Linked DNA regions of Homo sapiens: region 2 is linked to region 1. A link is an interaction called in ENCODE POLR2A ChIA-PET data of the cell type or tissue named here. Cell type or tissue: Panc1. All regions are shown on one strand. Links, peaks and the distances in the headings refer to the core of each region. The heading gives the core; the rest is flanking DNA. Region 1 overlaps USP28 (ubiquitin specific peptidase 28). Region 2 overlaps HTR3B (5-hydroxytryptamine receptor 3B).

Region 1 (8,435 bases), core at 156-8,155:
TCCCATCTTCATTGGGAATTATTCTGTATAAAAATTAACATTTATGATTCAGAGAAAATAATCCAGTAAAAAGTAATAGCTAACATATACTGCTTACTTTTAGCCAGGTGCTGCTATAAACACTTAGCAAGTATTAACTAATTTAACTCACTGAACCCTCATAACAGACCTATGACATAGGTATTACGCCTGTCCTACAAAAAGCTGAGGCACAGAGAGATTAACTTTACACAAAGTTACTGCTGATAAGGGATGCACTATACCACGCTGTATCTGAGAAGACAAAAAGATAGGCAAGAATACCTATCTAATGCAAAAAAACGCAAATATCTTATTCTTGTATGTTTTATTTATTTTTATTTATTTATTTATTTCTGAGACAGAGTCTCACTGTGTCGCCCAGGCTGGAGTGCAATGGAGCAATCTCGGCTCACTGCAACCTCCGACTCCCGGGTTCAAGCGATTCTCCTGCCTCAGCCTCCCAAAGTGCTAGGATTACAGGTGTGAGCCACCACACCCAGCCTATTTTTATATTTTGACCTTGATCTTTGCACCCTAACAAGTTTATTTTAAAAATCTGCTTGTCCTTATACAATCACAAGTTTGATTACTTAGTAGTGCAATCTGTTCTAAACCAGCTATCATCAGAAGTAGAGAGGTAAATATTACATTTGACTAAATCTAAGGTGCCATCGGTTGAAAACAAAGAAAGGAAAACTGCTGCCACTTGAACTATGACACAATGTCTTCACGGCAGTCCTGGGAGACATATAAATAAGTCACACTAGCTTCTTAAATCTCTGAACTTTTTCATTTATGTTGAGGAATACAGCAATTTCCCCTGCTTCCAGGTGCACTGCTTGGCATGTGATAGGCAATTCTTTCACATATTTCTCGGCAACAAAACTTAACACAGCATAATACATTTATGCTATCTTCCCTTCTGGGTTGCATAAAGCACTTGACTGTAGCTTTGCAAGAAAATCTGAAACTGTAAACATTCCTCCAAAGGTAAATATTTTGCTTCATATAAAATCAAATTTATACCCCGCCATTCTGCTTCCATGCCTTTCTTCATACACAGGTTTTTTGGTTTTTTTGTTTTGTTTTAATCTCAATGTTGAATCACAGTGTAAATTTTTAAGTGACATACGCAATGGCAAGTAAACCATGTGGTACTAACAGACTGTCAACTGTTGTTATAACAATAGTAACAGCTATGACCAGGTTCATACAAGTGCAGACAATGACAACATCACATCTGCTACTTGGATGATAGTAAAAATGTTAAGAACATCTTGATCTCAGAGATCTCAGAATGCCAAATAAATGTGAATCAATGAAATATAGTATCCAAATACTAATTTACTAATTATTTACATTTGACCTTGGATTAAAGTCAGTTACACTGTAATATTACCATTCCTCTTTCTCCATTTTGTAATAGGTAGCAGTGGACATCAATATATCTGGGATAACACAATCAGGAAAGGAAAATAAACTCTTTCGTTTCCTTTTTTTTTTGAGACAGGGTCTCGCTCTGTGGCCCAGACTGGAGTGCAATAGCATGGTACAATCTTAGCTCACTGCAGCCTCGGCATCCCAGGCTCAGGTGACTCTCCCACCTCAGCTTCCCGAGTAGTTGGGACTACGGGTGCCCACCACCACGCCCAGCTAGTTTTCCTATTTTTAGTAGACATGGGGTTTCTCCATGTTGGCCAGGCTGGTCTCAAACTTCTGGCCTCAAGTGATCCACCTGTCTCAGCCTCCCAAAGTACTGGGGTTACAGGCGTGAGCCACTGCACCTGGCCTAGTGACCTTTTTTTAAAGGCTACTGGGTAGAGATGACAACTATGTAAAATAATTTTGTATAGCTCCAACAACAATGTTCTACATGGAAATTCAAATCCAAATTCCTCATCTTGTCATTCAAAGACCATTACCTGATCCCCCCTTAGCCTGTTCCACCTTTTCTCCTCTCAGTTCCTTACTGCAAACTCATTCTCTCATGCATAGACTGTTGCTCCTAAAATCACTAGTAATACCACCTACATTATTAAACTATGGTATGCCAACTACATTCAGGGGTTATATTTGTCTTACCTCCTCCATATGAAGTCCTTCTAAGAACTCTGGCCCATACTGTTCTCTCCCCTTTCTCATCTCCCATGTTAAGGAAATGAATACGCCTGTGACTGAATGTGGCTCCCTGTCTTCACTTGATATTCCTCATCATGTGGTTCTCTAATTGTTTTATTTTATTTTAATTTTTTTTGAGACGGAGTCTTGCTGTCACCCAGGCTGGAGCGCAGCGGCGCAATCTCAGCTCACTGCAAACTCCACCTCTTGGGTTCAAGCGATTCTCCTGCCTCAGCCACCTGAGCAGCTGGGATTATAGGCACCCACCACCACGCCTAGCTAATTTTTGTATTTTTAGTAGAGATGAGGATTCATCATGTTGGCCAGGCTGGTCCCAAACTCTTACCTCAAGTGATCCACCCACCTCGGCCTCCCAAAGTGTTGGGATTACAGGCATGAGCCACCGGGCCAGGCCTGTTCTCTAATTGTTTTAAATATGAAATTCTTGCCTTCTTTAAAGGAAGAATCATGCAGTACACTGCCTAATTTGAATCATCCATAGGACAGTGCTGATAATAATGAGAACTAACATTTATTGAACAACTACTTTAATTTTTTTTTCTTTTTGGAAATGGGGGTCTCGCTATGTTGACCAGGCTGGCCTAACTGCTGGACTCAAAGGATCCTCCCACCACAGCCTTCCAGGTTGTTGGGACTACAGGCACACATCACCATACCTGGCTTAACATATGACAGGAAACAGGCACCTTACATGCATGTAATCCTAATAACAAAGGCAGGCATTGCACACGTTAGGAAATTAAGGTTTACAAAATCTATTTATCATCAAATGACTTGAATTAAAAGCTAAATCAAAGATAGCTATAAAACACATAGCTATTAAGGGTCTAAGTGCTTGCTTGAGCAGTACATTAACTAAAATTGGAACAATACAGAGATTAGCATGGACCCTGTGCAAGAATAACATGCAAATTCATGAAGTGTTCCATAATTTAAAAATAAAAATAAAATGTAAAGAGTATGGTATGAATAACAAATTTCACATGCATTATTTATATACATATACAAATGCTATGACATGACCCAGTCTTGTAAAGATTTAGCTAAAGTTCTTAACAGAACCCGCACTCCAAATCCTCGTACTATATATATATATTTATATAAATATTAATTTTACAGTAACACTAAACCCATCAGGATCCTACCATATTACTAACTCACTTCACCTGAACTTCACAGAAAGAGGATTTAAATATTAACTTCACTCTACCTTGCTATATGTAAAGTACACACCCAACAAGGAGACAAGACAAAGCCTGTACTCCTCTCACAATGAAGTCAAATAACTTGCAAGAGCCAACAGGTTTGCATTTCCTGAGCTAAATTCACATTGTTTTCACAAAACAAAAAGTACTCCCTTTTCTTGCCCAGAGGCAGTAAAGAAAGACAGGCAAACACAAACCTTTACCAGGAAGGAACTCAAGCTTTTTGACCTCACTGCTACTCAGTGGTTTTGGTGCAATCTAGCCCACTTCTCAGGAAGGAGATTTTCTTAGAGCAAAAACAACTCACCCACAATCAGCAATTAACAAGATTATTCAGACACTAAAAACCTTAAGCTATCAAGTTTCTGTAACAATCAATACCTGGCCTGATCCCACAGTAACTAGGTTAAAACTCTCTGATGAAATAATGCAAAATATTTCATTACTAATCGTTAAAACTCCTAATTTAGCATTGTGATGAGAAGCTTTATAGGTTATTCCATTCCTTCAAACAGTGATGCTATTTTCATCATTCTGATGCACATATTTCCTGATATCAATTGTCTAGTCTTACAAAGACATTTCTAAATTTACAACTAAGTAAATAATTAATAAATGTTCCCTTACTCCAAAGAACTACCAAGGTGTGCCTAATAAAATTCCTTCCAAAGCTAAAGATCTGGTTCGCAATTATAAAATAAAACTTAAGTACCCAAGGGAAGCAAAAAAAAAAAAAAGAAAAAACAAAAAACAAAAACAAAACCAACTGAAGAGTCAAAGAAAACATATAGTATCAATGCCAAAAACTCTGGCCAGGTGCAGTGGCTCATGTCTGTGATCCCAGCACTTTGGAAGGTGAAGGCAGGCGGATCACAAGGTCAGGAGTTCAAGACCAGCCTGGCCAATATGGTGAAACCCCATCTCTACTAAAGAAAAAAAAAATACAAAAATTTGCCAGGCATGGTGGCGGGCACCTGTAGTCCCAGCTACTCGGGAGGCTGAGGCAGAGGAATTGCTTGAACCTGGGAGGCGGAGCTTGAAGTGAGCCAAGATTGCACCGCTGCACTCCAGCCTGCACAACAGAGCAAGACTGTGTCTCGAAAAAAAAAAAAATAAGGGCCGGGCTTGGTGGCTCATGCCTGTAATCCCAGCACTTTGGGAGGCCGAGGCAGGCAGATCACGAGGTCAGGAGCCCGAGGCCATCCTGGCTAACACAGTGAAACTCCGTCTCTACTAAAAACACAAAAAATTAGATGGGCGAGGTGGCAGGCACCGGTAGTCCCAGCTACTCGGGAGGCTGAGGCAGGAGAACCTGGCGTGAACCTGGAGGTGGAGGTTGCAGTGAGCCAAGATCGCACCACTGCATTCCACTCCAGCCTGGGCGACAAAGCGAGACTACACCTCAAAAAAAAAAAAAAAACCACCTCTGTCTGGACAACAGAGATGGTTGCTAACCTTTCCAACCTCCATAAAACAAGGAATGGCCCTCAAAAGCCTTGGTATTTTTTCAGTTTTTCTTCCAGCAACAATGCCCTGCTGATCCAATTTATTCATGGAATAGAAACCTAAAGTAGCCATAAGAATATGGCTGTCTAAAAAAGATAAACAGCAGCTTTCTGTGGACACAGCTAAATTCCCTGAAATAGACTACTTGATAATTTTTGTGAATGATGCAAATGTCAGTACATGATGAAAATGCCTGTTTGAGTTTATTAACTGGCTTAAAGTTTTTAAAAACCATTAAAAGTGTTTAAAATTTAGCCACTATTATATCATGTAGAGGGGTTAAAACTGGGACTTAAAAACAAGAAAAAAAAGGAATTAATCATTATTTACTTTTTAAATTTTTTCCATCTCTTTCTTCACATGTACTAAGAGATTCCAATAGTACAAAAGGGTATAAAATGAAAAGGAAATCACCTTCTTCCCGACCTAGTTCTATTTCCCAGGGGCTACTACCATTAACAGTTTCTGTTATCTTTCCCGAAATTGTCTATGCACATGAATATATTTTTTCATATGATACATAATGTCCTATACCTTGCTTTTTCCTTATTTTAGAATACATTAAGACAATATTTTTCATTTCTTTGAATACATGTTCCAACTAAATATGAGAAATGAGGCTGACAAACATATCGAACACATCTCCAAAAATGAAGGAAAATACAATTTTTAACAACATATTGGTAGGGCTAATTGAAAAACTGGGAAAATATCAGGGAAAGATATGAGAAATCAAATTTACATGCTTACAGTTTTAGAAATATAGCAATGGTAAAATTTTAAGTTATTACTAGCTGGGTCTTCGTGTGTAGTTTCTATTTTTAATAAATAACAGAGATTGCTGGGTGTGGTGGCTCACGCCTGTAATCCCAGCACTTTACGGGGCTGAGGCGGGCGGATCACCTGAGGTCAGGAGTTCAAGACCAGCCTGGCCAACACGGTGAAACCCCATCTCTACTAAAAATACAAAAATTAGCTGGGTGTGGTGACAGGTGCCTGTAATCCCAGCTACTTGGGAGGCTAAGGCAGGAGAATGGCTTGAACCCAGGAGGCGGAGGTTGCAGTGAGCTGAGACTGCGCCACTGTACTCCAGCCTGGGCGACAAGAGCAAGACTCTGTCTCAAATAAATAAATAACAGAGATCAGAGAGGTGATGTGGGATTGGATTACAAAGGGTTCTAAATGTCAGGAAGAGTTTAGGTTTGATCTGATGAACAATGGATAATCACTGCAGGCTCCTCAGCAGGGAAGATATACGAAGGAAGAAAAGGCATTTAAGTGGATTAATCTAGCCCACGTGAACAACTGGTTCAACGTGGGATGACACTAGGAAAAGAAAGCTTGAGTTACAGGGCTACTGAGTAAACGAACTGTGACGAGAGAGGCAGGATGCTGGTAGGCAAAACATCAAAGTAGGACATACTCTGAACATCTCAAAGAATGAAGAGAGAAAGCTTAGTCATACATTTGCAATGGATGCCTAAGAGAATGCCATTGCCAATAACATAAAAGGAAACCAAACAATGTGATATACCACACCAACAGAATGAAGGAGAAAAAAAACAATGGTCACCTTGATTGATACAGAAAAACATCTGACAAAATCCAACACACATTCATAATAAAAACAATCAGAAAACTAGGAATAAAAGGTAATTCCCTCAACATGATACAGGGCCTTTATAAAAAAACCAAGAGTTAAGATCATATTCAATGGTGAAAGGCTGAAAGCTTTACCCCTAAAATCAGGAACAAGACAAAGATGCCCACTTTCACCACTGCTATTCAACACTGTACTGGAAGTTTAAGCCAGAGCAACCAGGCAAGAATAAAAAATAAATGGCACCTAAATTATAAAGTATAAAAAAGTAAAACAGTATTCACAAAATGACATGATCCTATATATACAAAATCCCAAAGATTCTGCAAAAAAGTTACCAGAGCTGGTAAACAAATTCAGCAGCTTCAAGGTAAACAGGCAAAATTCAGTTGTGTTTTTATAAAACAGCAATAAGAAATCAAAAAGGAAATTAAAAAAAAATTACATTTACAATAGCATCCTAAAGAATAAAATACTTAGGAATAAATTTGACCAAAGAGGTAAAAAACCTGGGCCGGGCGCAGTGGGTCACTGCTGAGGCTGGGTGCGATGGCTCACACCTGTAATCCCAGCACTTTGGGAGGCTGAGGCGGGCAGATTGCTTGAGCTGAAGTGTTCGAGACCAGCCTGAGCAACGTGGCAAAACACATCTCTACAGAAAACACAAAAATTAGTCGGGTGTGGTGGCGCGTGCCTGTAGTCCCAGCTTCTCAGAAGGCTGAAGTGGGAGGATTGCTTGAGCCCAGAAGATGGAGGTTGCAGTGAGCCAACATTGTGCCACTGCGCTCCAGCCTGGCAACAGAGTGAGACCCTGTCTCAAAAAAAAAAAAAAAAATTAGGCCGGGCGCGGTGGCTCACGCCTGTAATCCCAGCACTTTGGGAGGCTGAGGCGGCCGGATCACAAGGTCAGGAGATCGAGACCATCCTGACTAACACGGTGAAACCCTGTCTCTACTAAAAATACAAAAAATTAGCCGGGCATGGTGGCCGGCGCCTGTAGTCCCAGCTACTCGGGAGGCTGAGGCAGGAGAATGGCATGAACCCGGGAGGCGGAGCTTGCAGTGAGCCGAGATCGCGCCACTGCACTCCAGCCTGGGCGACACAGCGAGACTCCGTCTCGAAAAAAAAAATTGCTGGTCACGGTGGCTCACGCCTGTAATCCCAGCACTTTGGGAAGCTGAGGCGGATGGATCACCTGAGGTCAGGAGTTTGAGACCAGCCTGGCCAACATGGTGAAACCCCCATCTCTACTAAAAATACAAAAAATTAGCCAGGCATGGTGGCATGTGCCTGTAGTCCCAGCTACTCGGGAGGCTGAGGCGGGAGAATCCCTTGAACTCCAGAGGTGGAGGCTGCAGTGAGCCAAGATCTCACCACTGCACTCCAGCCTGGGCAACAGAGTGAGACTCTGTCTCAAAAAAAAGGTAAAAAAACTGATGAAAGAAGTTAAAGACCTAAATAAATTGAAAAACATCCAGGTTCATGAACTGGAAAACTGTACTAGTCAGAGTTCCCCAGAGAAACAGAAGCAAAAGGAGATAAATATAAGAGGTGAAATTTATTATAAGGAATTGGCTCACATGACTGCGGAGACTGAGAAGTCTCAAGATCTGCAGTTAGCAAGCTGGAGAACCAGGAGACCAGCGGTGTAGTGTTAGTGTAAGTATGAGACCCAAGAACCAGGAAAGTTGAGTGTGTAAGTTCCAGTCTGAGTCTGAAGTCCTGTGAACCAAAAGAGCTGATGGTTGTCTAAGTTCCAGTGCCAGGACCAAGGAAAATCAATGTCCCAGCTCAAGTAGTCAGGCAAGCAAAGTTTCCTCTTACTCAGCATTTTTGTTCTATTCAGGTCTTGATTGAATGAGGCCCACTACCCACATTAGGGAGTTCAAACTGCTCTACACAGTCTACTGATTCAATGTTAATCTTATCCAGAATCACGCTCACAGACACACCTAGAATAATGT
Region 2 (8,435 bases), core at 27-8,026, 90 kb after region 1:
CCTGTCTCAAAAAAAATAAAATAAAAGGCTTTCTGCCTTCATTGCCTCTCCATTGAGTCCAGCTTCATACACCTAATAGTCTGCTGTGTGACCCAAGGATCATATGTTCATGAAAATGTATAAACAGTATGAGTATACAGTAAAAAAGTAAACTTTCCTTCTTATCCCAGTCCACTCACCCAAAGCAACCACTGTTAGTAATTTCTTCCAGAAGATTTCTAGGCACACACATGCATCTATGTATGGTTAAGCAGTTTTTTAAAAAGTGTAAGATAGCTCCATCTTCCAGCCCTGCCTTGGCCATTTATTCAGTCACCCATTCAACAAAACCTTTATTGAGTATTAAGTCCTAGGCATTATGTTAGGCACACCAGAGAATACAAAATAAGTCAGCACAGGTTATTATTCACTTGTTGTGATTCCCATGGTCAACCTGGTACCAACCAACCAGAGCATAAAATTCCTGCCATATCCCTCACCTTCTGAGGCTCTTGTTACCACTTCCCAGCTAAGTCCACTGCCTCCACCCTCTTCCTGTGCCCCTTCAGCAGTGCATCCCCACTGGAGAGAACCCAGGTGCCAAGGCTTCTTTTTTTTTTTTTGAGGCAGAGTCTTGCTCTGTCACCAGATTGGAGTGCAGTGGTGCAATCTTGGCTCACTGTAACCTCCACCTCCCGGGTTCAAGCAATTCCCCTGCCTCAGCCTCCCGAGTAGCTGGAACTACAGGTGCATGCCACCACACCCAGCTAATTTTCTGTATTTTAGTAGCAGGTGCCAAGGCTTCTAAGCCCAGTCTAGCACATCATTTAGTCCACACACAAGGGGCAATGCATGGAGTGGGAGGACAGGCATAGTTCACGGTCCTTTGCTTCAAGGAAGTTATAATCCACTGTCCCTGAACTAGTCAGCTAGGAAATACTACACACTAAGTTGCTTTAAGAGAGATTTATTTTCTCACCAGTCTGGAAGCTAGAAGCCTAAGATCAAGGTGCAAACAGGGTGGGTGGCTTTCTTCTGAGCCCTGTCCTTGGCTTGCAGGTTGCTGACTTCTTGCTTTGTTTTCACATGACCTTTCCTCTGTGCATGCTCATGTCTGTGTCCAGATTTTCTCTTCTAACAAGGGCACCAGTGTTGTTGGTTTAGGGTCCATCCTAGTGACCTCTTTTAACCTTAATCACTTTTTTCAAGGCCCTATGTTCAAACAGTCATATTCTGAGTACTAGGGGTTAGGATGTCAACATATGAATTTTGGGGAGTGGGCAGCAGACAAAGGGGACATATTTCAGCCCATAACACTAGTGATTCCGGAGGTTTAGCAAGTCCAGATTCTGCAGAGTAGGCTGGCAGGCTGGAGACCTGCTGACAGTCTTAACGCTGTCAGTAGAAGACACAAAAGTCCAAAAGCTGTTTGCTAGAAACTTTTTCCAGCACTAAAATTGCCTTTAGAAAAATCTGCCCCCCTCCATCCCCCCAAAGAAAAAGAATTTAAATTCAAACAGCCTTTACCTGCATCTTCCCTCTCTCATTACCTCCCAGTTAGTGCTCAGCGCCAATTGTCCATGAAATTCCACTGCTGCTGTTAATGAAATGAGGAACATAAGAAGTTTGTGAACAGGAAGTGTCCATGCAAACCTCCACCTGTTTCCTTCCTCACTTCCTACTTTCTACTGCTGGCCTCCTCTGCTTTGACGTGCTCAGTTAGGCATCACGGTCCTGATGTCACCTTAGCTTGCCATCCATGTCGATTCTGGCTTTCTCCACTTCCTCCTCCAGTTAACAGAGGAGGAAAGGAGGAAAAGGCCTGAGGTGAACTCCTCACTGTGGGGTCTCTCTCCTTCCCAACTATGTCTTAGAGAAAGCACCAGTGTCAGAGTCAGGAGTCCTGATGATTACGGTCCTGGCTCTGCCATTACCTAGCCAGGGGACCTCTGTGAGCTTAACTTCTCAGACTTCAACTTACCTTATTTGAAATTGGGGCTGTTTATATTTGCTCTACCCCTATCAAAGAGTTATGAGGATCAAAATGAAAAAATGTATTGAACAATGCTTTGAAAAGTAAATAATGGGGCGTGGTGGCTCACGCCTATAATCCCAACACTTTGGGAGGCTGAGGTGGGTGGATTACCTGAGGTCAGGAGTTTGAGACCAGCCTGACCAACATGGAGAAACCCTGTCTCTACTAAAAATACAAAATTAGCCAGGCGTGGTGGCACATGCCTGTAATCCCACCTACTCGGGGGGCTGAGGCAGGAGAATCGCTTGAACCCAGGAGGTGGAGGTTGCGGTGAGCCGAGATCGTGCCATTGCACTCCAGCCCGGGCAACAAGAGCTAAACTCTATCTCAAAAAAAAAAAAAAGTTTAAAGTGCTTTGGGAAGGGGGAGGGATAGCATTAGAAGATATACCTAATGTTAATGGGTGCAGCACAGCAACGTGGCACGTGTATACATATGTAACAAACCTGCACGTTGTGCACATGTACCCTAAAACTTAAAGTATAATTTAAAAAAAAGTAAATAATGCATCACAAAATAAAGATAAGACCTGCTTGCTATCAACAGATGGACTCCAGTCTTGAGTTTTTGGTGTGGGATCTGATTTCCAGCTCCCTCTATCAGAATCCAGTCATGGGGTCTGGTACTCTCCTCCAGTTGTTCCACTATTATAGGATCCAAAGGCCAAGGGCTGAAGTCATCACATGCCTCCTTACAGAGAAACTTGTGTGGCAGGGGTTGCCAAAGGGACTTCCCAGTCCATCTCACATGAAGCTCACCTTTGTTCCATTCGCAGATGACATTGCCCAGGTTCTTTACATCAGCCTCTAACAAGCAGCCCTTTAAGAGTGAAGCCTGGCCGCCAAACTGGTCCCCGGTACACTTCCTTCGTCTAGTGGCAAGTGGCCTTAATCACAACTGCAGCCCAGAACTCATTCAAAGCCCCAGAGTCAGGCCTGCATCCTGAAGCAATGACATTGTAAACCAAAAATAAAATTCTAAGGGCCCCCCAACCATCTGAATGGACTCCATCCTTTCAGTGAGGACATCCCAAAGACTGGGGTTCAGGCCATGATGGGCAGCGGGGGTCGGAAATGCCTCATGATGCCCTCCTCTCTTTCGGAATTCAGGAAAAGTTGACCAGCACCAGCATTAACATCAATACAGATCTTAAGTCTGATAAGAAACATTTACAATCTGGCTGGGCGCAGTGGCTCATGTCTGTAATCCCAGCACTTTGGGAGGCCGAGGCGGGTGGATCACTTGAGGTCAGGAATTCAAGACCAGCCTGGCCAACATAATGAAACCCCATCTCTACTAAAAATACAAAAATTAGCTGGGCATGGCGGCACATGCCTGTAATCCCAGCTACTTGGAAGGCTGAGGCAGAAGAATTGCTTGAACCTGGGAGGTAGAGGTTGCGGTGACCTGAGATCGCACCACTGCACTCCAGCCTGGGCAACAGAGTGAGACTCTGTCTCAAAAAAAAAAAAAAAGAAAAGAAACATTTACAATCTACTCTCTCTGAAGCCTGCTGCCTGGAAGCTTCATCTGCATGATAAAACTTTGGTCTCCACAACCACTTACCATAATCCAGACATTCCTTTCTATTGACAATAACTCTTTTAAACAATAGCCAATCACAAAAATTTTAAATCTACTTAGGATCTGAAACCCCTTGCCCCACTGGCTTTAAGTTGTCCCCCCTTTCTGGACGGAATCAATATGTATCTTAAATGTATTTGATTGATGTCTCATGTCTCCCTAAAACGTACAAAACCAAGCTGTGCCCTGACCACCTTGGGCACATGTTCTCAGGGTCTCCTGGGGGCTGTGTCACTGGCCGTGGTCACACATATTTGGCTCAGAATAAATCTCTTCCAATATTTTACAGAGTTTGACTCTTTTCTTCGACAACATCATGAACAAATGGCACTACAGATCTCCTCCTGGAATAGTGTCCCTCTGTGGTGGGAGGAATATGGGGTGCCAGCAGCCCTTATTTGCAGAGCAGCTTTAGCTCAGCCCCTCCAAATGTTCATACATTTCATGATTCCTGTTTCATAGAGAAAGGAAACTGAGGAACAGAGCAAAAATGGGATTCTCCCAGCTGTGAGCACTCCTACCATCTGCTCTTTCGCAGAATCCAAGGTGGTTTCAGCACTCACCAAGAAATCACAGCTCCAGTTCTGGGGACTTCACTGATGTCTAGAACAAAGACTTAGTTAACTCCCAGGCCAGCCAGGCAGCCCCAGTTCATCATGTTGTAGAACTTTCTCCTTAGTACAGCTAAAAACAGAGTCCTTGTCATACAGCCATGAAAAATTAGGCTTGCAGACACTTTGAAAATGGAATTTACTGGGCAAAAAAAAAAAAAAAAAAAAAAAAAAAATGGAAATAGGGACTCTCAGCAAAGCGAGAGTCTGCTAGCCAGTTTTCCCACCTCACAAATTGAATTCCTAGTTACCACATCCCAGAACAGGAGAGAGAGGCCAGGCTTCTCCTCCCCGCAGAGGGCACGAACTTTCCATGGCTCTACCCTGCTCTTCCAGCATGCGGGCTGGTCAGGGGTTCTCCAGGGATCTTCCCCCTTTGTACTTGGCTCTCTTAATTATATTTCTTTTTTTTTTTTCTTTTTTTTGAGACAGAGTCTCACTCTGTCGCCCAGGCTGGAGTGCGGTGGTGCGATCTTGGCTCACTGCAGTCTCCACCTCCTGGGTTCAAGCGATTCTTGTGTCTCAGCCTCCTGAGTAGTTGGGACTACAGGCATGCGCCACCACACTTGGCTAATTTTTGTATTTTTAGTAGAGACAGGGTTTCACCATGTTGGCCAGGCTGGTCTCGAACTTCTGACCTCAGGTGATCCTCCCACCTCAGCCTCCCAAAGTGCTGGGATTACAGGTGTGAGCCACCACGCCTGGCCTCAATTATATTACAAGACGACTTCTGAGTGCTGCTCTGATGACCTCCCCGAGCCTCTGCAGCCTTGAGTATTGCCAATAATCAGGTGGCAGAGGGTCTCCTTTTCCTCCCAAGATACCCGCCACACCTTTTGCAGTTGTCCTAGAGGAGCAGTAGCTGCCATGATAAAGGAAGCTGAGTTTTTCACCTTTTAAACCACTGTGACACAGCACGTCTCCTGGGGTCTGACGTCCCAGCCTGGATGAGCCAGAACCGGGAAGCAAATGAGAGTGGCCATGAGGGGAGCCAGAGTGAAAGTGCCGTTGCTAGAATGCATCCTCCTCTCAGCTCAGCCTCAAGGCTTCCCCAGATGCTCTCCCTTCTCAGAGATCTAATGACACATGTTAAGGCAAGGTTAGTAGAAGTGGGTGGAGTCTGAATTTTATCCTGCCCTGTGGCTCTGAGGCTTCTAGGAAACTTCAGAGCTTGGGTTTTAAGGTAAAATCCACCAATCAATTCTTGCATGGTGGATTGTCTCCTCAGGGCAGAGAGCCCTTCGGGAAGGCCGGGCTTCCTTCCTTGCAACCCCCTCTGTGACCCTGGGCTCCACCTCAGCCATCACCCTGTCGAGCTTAGCCTACCTTGTCCTGTTCCCTCGATCAGACTCCATCTCAGCAGCCGGAACTGCTCAGTCCTGACTTATTTACCTGCGGAGACAGTAAGAGCTTCATAATTAGCTGAGCAACAGCATGGAGGCTTTTATGAGCAGCCACGCTCCCCCCACACTCTGGTGTCCGTAATTGAAATGACCCACGCCAGTGATTAGATTAGGGGGCTGAAGAAGCCCAGCACGCTGCTCCCCGTCCTGTCGGGGAGGTGATGTAATTAAGTTTGTGCTTCATTTGGCAGAGGCTATAAAGCAGGAATTGCATCAAGGTTTTCTGCAGGGGTGGAAGGAACTGCTGGGCTGTGGGCGGCCTCTGTGTCAGGCAAGACTACAGATCTGAGTGAGAGGGAGCCCCTTGCTCCCCCTTTACCTTACCCTCTGTACCTCTCCCACAGCCTGTGTTGGCCTTTGAAGGCCTGGGGTGTGTGTAAGTCTAGCGGGAAGGTCATCCCTCCTCAGTGTCACTGGTAACCCGGGCTGCATGTGGACAGCCAGCTCCTGGTCACCCTGCTCATCCTCTTTGAAGAGCGCCAGGCTGAGAGCAAGGGAATCGGGTGCTGTTGGCAGTTCTTTTTCTCCCCATATCCCTGCCCAGTCTCGGCTTGCAGCTCTTCCTTCCACAAGCCTCCTTCTCTACCCCAGCCCCATTCTCCTGCGGTCTCTTCCCACCACCTGCCCTTTTGCACGCGGGGCTGGCTTTGGCCAAGTTGTGCAATAGCTGAAGTTTCTTCTCATTCCTTCCTCTTTCCCACGCGTATCTACCCAGGGACCTATGTCGGCACACTGCCCAAAGGACATCTCACTGTTGTGTTCTTCCCAAATCTACCTTCCCGGACACTGTGCACAAATGAGACCAAAAATCCTTCCACTGTGCCAATGCCTTTTAAATACAGTCATTTAAAATTAATCTGTTCTGAAATACAAACTGGTGAAATGAGTTCATGCCACATTTTCAACCTGGGGTATATTATCCCTAGCATGGCTCAGCAGTGTGCTAGCTATACTCAAAACCCCAGAATGAACATGATTTCCCTTCTAAAGCATTGGTTTTACTCAACAGTATATTGTTACGAGAATTATTTACTTTCCTATGAAAATACATACTGATATATTTTGGTGAAGAAACAAAAATTTAGAATAAAACCTTAAAGATACAACTTTATTTTTAAAAATATTTTATTTTTAATTATTAGGGGTACATATTTATAGGGTACATGTGATATTTTGATACAAGTATACAATGTGTAATGCTCAAATCAGGGTAACTGAAATATCCATCATCTCAAGAATTTATCATTTTTTTGTGTTAGGAACATTCCAACTCCACTGTCCAGTTATTTTGGGTTTTATTTATTTGTTTGCTTTGAGACAGAGTCTCGCTCTGTCACCCAGGCTGGAGTGCAGTGGCACGATCTCAGCTCACTGCAACCTCCGCCTCCTGGGTTCCAGCGATTATCCTGCCTCAGCCTCCTGAGTAGCTGGGATTACGGGTACACACCAGCAGGTCTAGCTAATTTTTGTATTTTTTAGTAGAGACAGGGTTTCGCCACGTTGGCCAAGCTGGTCCCGAGCTCCTGACATCCAGTGATCCACCCACCTCAGCCTCCCAAACCGTTGGGATTACAGGCATGAGCCACTGCGCCCGGCCTCACTCTTTGGTTATTTTGAAATGTACAATAAATTATTGTTGACTATAGTTGTCCTATTGTGCTACTGGTCACTAGATCTCATTCCTTCTATCTAACTGGATTTTGTACCCATTAACTATTTCCTCTTTACCCCCCCTCCCTCCCCACTACCTTTCCCAGCCTCTGGTAACCATCGTTCTGCTATCTCCATGAGTTCAACTGTTTTGTTTTGTTTTGTTTTGTTTTTAGCTCCCACATATAAATGGGAACATGCAATGCTTGTCTTTCTGTGCCTGGCTTATTTCACTTAACATAATGACCTCCAGTTCCATTCATGCTGCAAATGACAATTTAATTCTTTTTTATAGCTGAATAATATTTCATTGTGTGTATGTACCACATTTTCTTTATGCATTCATCTATTGATGGACACTTAGGTTGATTCCATATTAAAGATAAAACTTCAGGCTTCATGGAAGGGGATCCTTTTTGGCTCTGCCCTTGCTTTAAAATATATCATACTAATACAAAATTTGAGGTATTGGCAAGGCCAACAGATCAGGAGACAATTGCTGGAAAAGATAGTTTATTATTCCTAGTTCCCAACAGGGGAGCATGAGCCACACTTCACCGTGGGAAGTGGGGCATGCAAGCAGAAAACACCCAGGTTGATTACAGGGTTAGGGGGTGGGGAGGCGCTGTGAGGAAGAGCCTTAATTGTTTCTGCGGGAAAGAGCAGGTAAGGCAGGGTAAGCAGGCTTAGGACGGGCTAGCGTGAATCATTTCAGGGGACTCTGGGGCATGGCAGCTCTCCCTAGTTGTCTGATATCCGGCTCTGAGATGATTAGGGCATGTGGATAGTGGCCTGGAGTATGAGAACCTGATAAAAAAGGTTACTGGGGATGTGGGCACTGGATTGGTTTGTATTTGAAAAGTTTGCTTGTAGGCGAGTTGTTTGCTATCTCTAGGAATTGGCTATCCCTGGAAGGGGCAGTCTCGCCAGGGTCAGCAAGGCCCCAGATGTCAAAGCATCAGAATATAAAAAATAAAAGACAAGGTTAATACAGCCCCTCTGAGATTCCAGTCAGGACGTATCCTTTTCTTCTGGTTTTCTGGGTAGGTTAGCAGAAATGGGCAGCAGAACTCAAAGGACTGGCTTAAGAGGTGAAAATGTTGGATATTGTGGCAAGCATGCAGGAAAAGTTATTTGAGGAAAGCAATACCTGGGCAAGACATATTCATTCAT

Evidence for each region. Peaks named below come from ENCODE experiments on the same cell type or tissue, not always from the same donor. Only the 100,000 strongest peaks of a DNase experiment are listed, where the experiment ranks them.
Region 2: POLR2A ChIA-PET joins it to region 1 with 23 read pairs; 2 of 35 experiments call an interaction of 5 or more read pairs at or near these places.

The regions. Positions count from the first base shown.
Region 1 is chr11:113,856,355-113,864,789 of GRCh38, forward strand. All of the region lies in intron 1 of USP28 (ubiquitin specific peptidase 28), which reads right to left. It also overlaps the pseudogene RNU6-1107P. Among named protein-coding and RNA genes, the nearest start is that of USP28, 15 kb to the right of the region's middle. In Panc1, for the core only: no CTCF peak of the experiment used is centred there; no DNase peak of the experiment used is centred there; H3K27ac peaks cover 646 bases.
Region 2 is chr11:113,946,521-113,954,955 of GRCh38, forward strand. HTR3B (5-hydroxytryptamine receptor 3B) reads left to right here. Exons shown (of 9, transcript NM_006028.5): 9 at 1-2,559. Among named protein-coding and RNA genes, the nearest start is that of HTR3A, 24 kb to the right of the region's middle. RefSeq lists an enhancer at 5,445-5,998. In Panc1, for the core only: no CTCF peak of the experiment used is centred there; no DNase peak of the experiment used is centred there; H3K27me3 peaks cover 488 bases.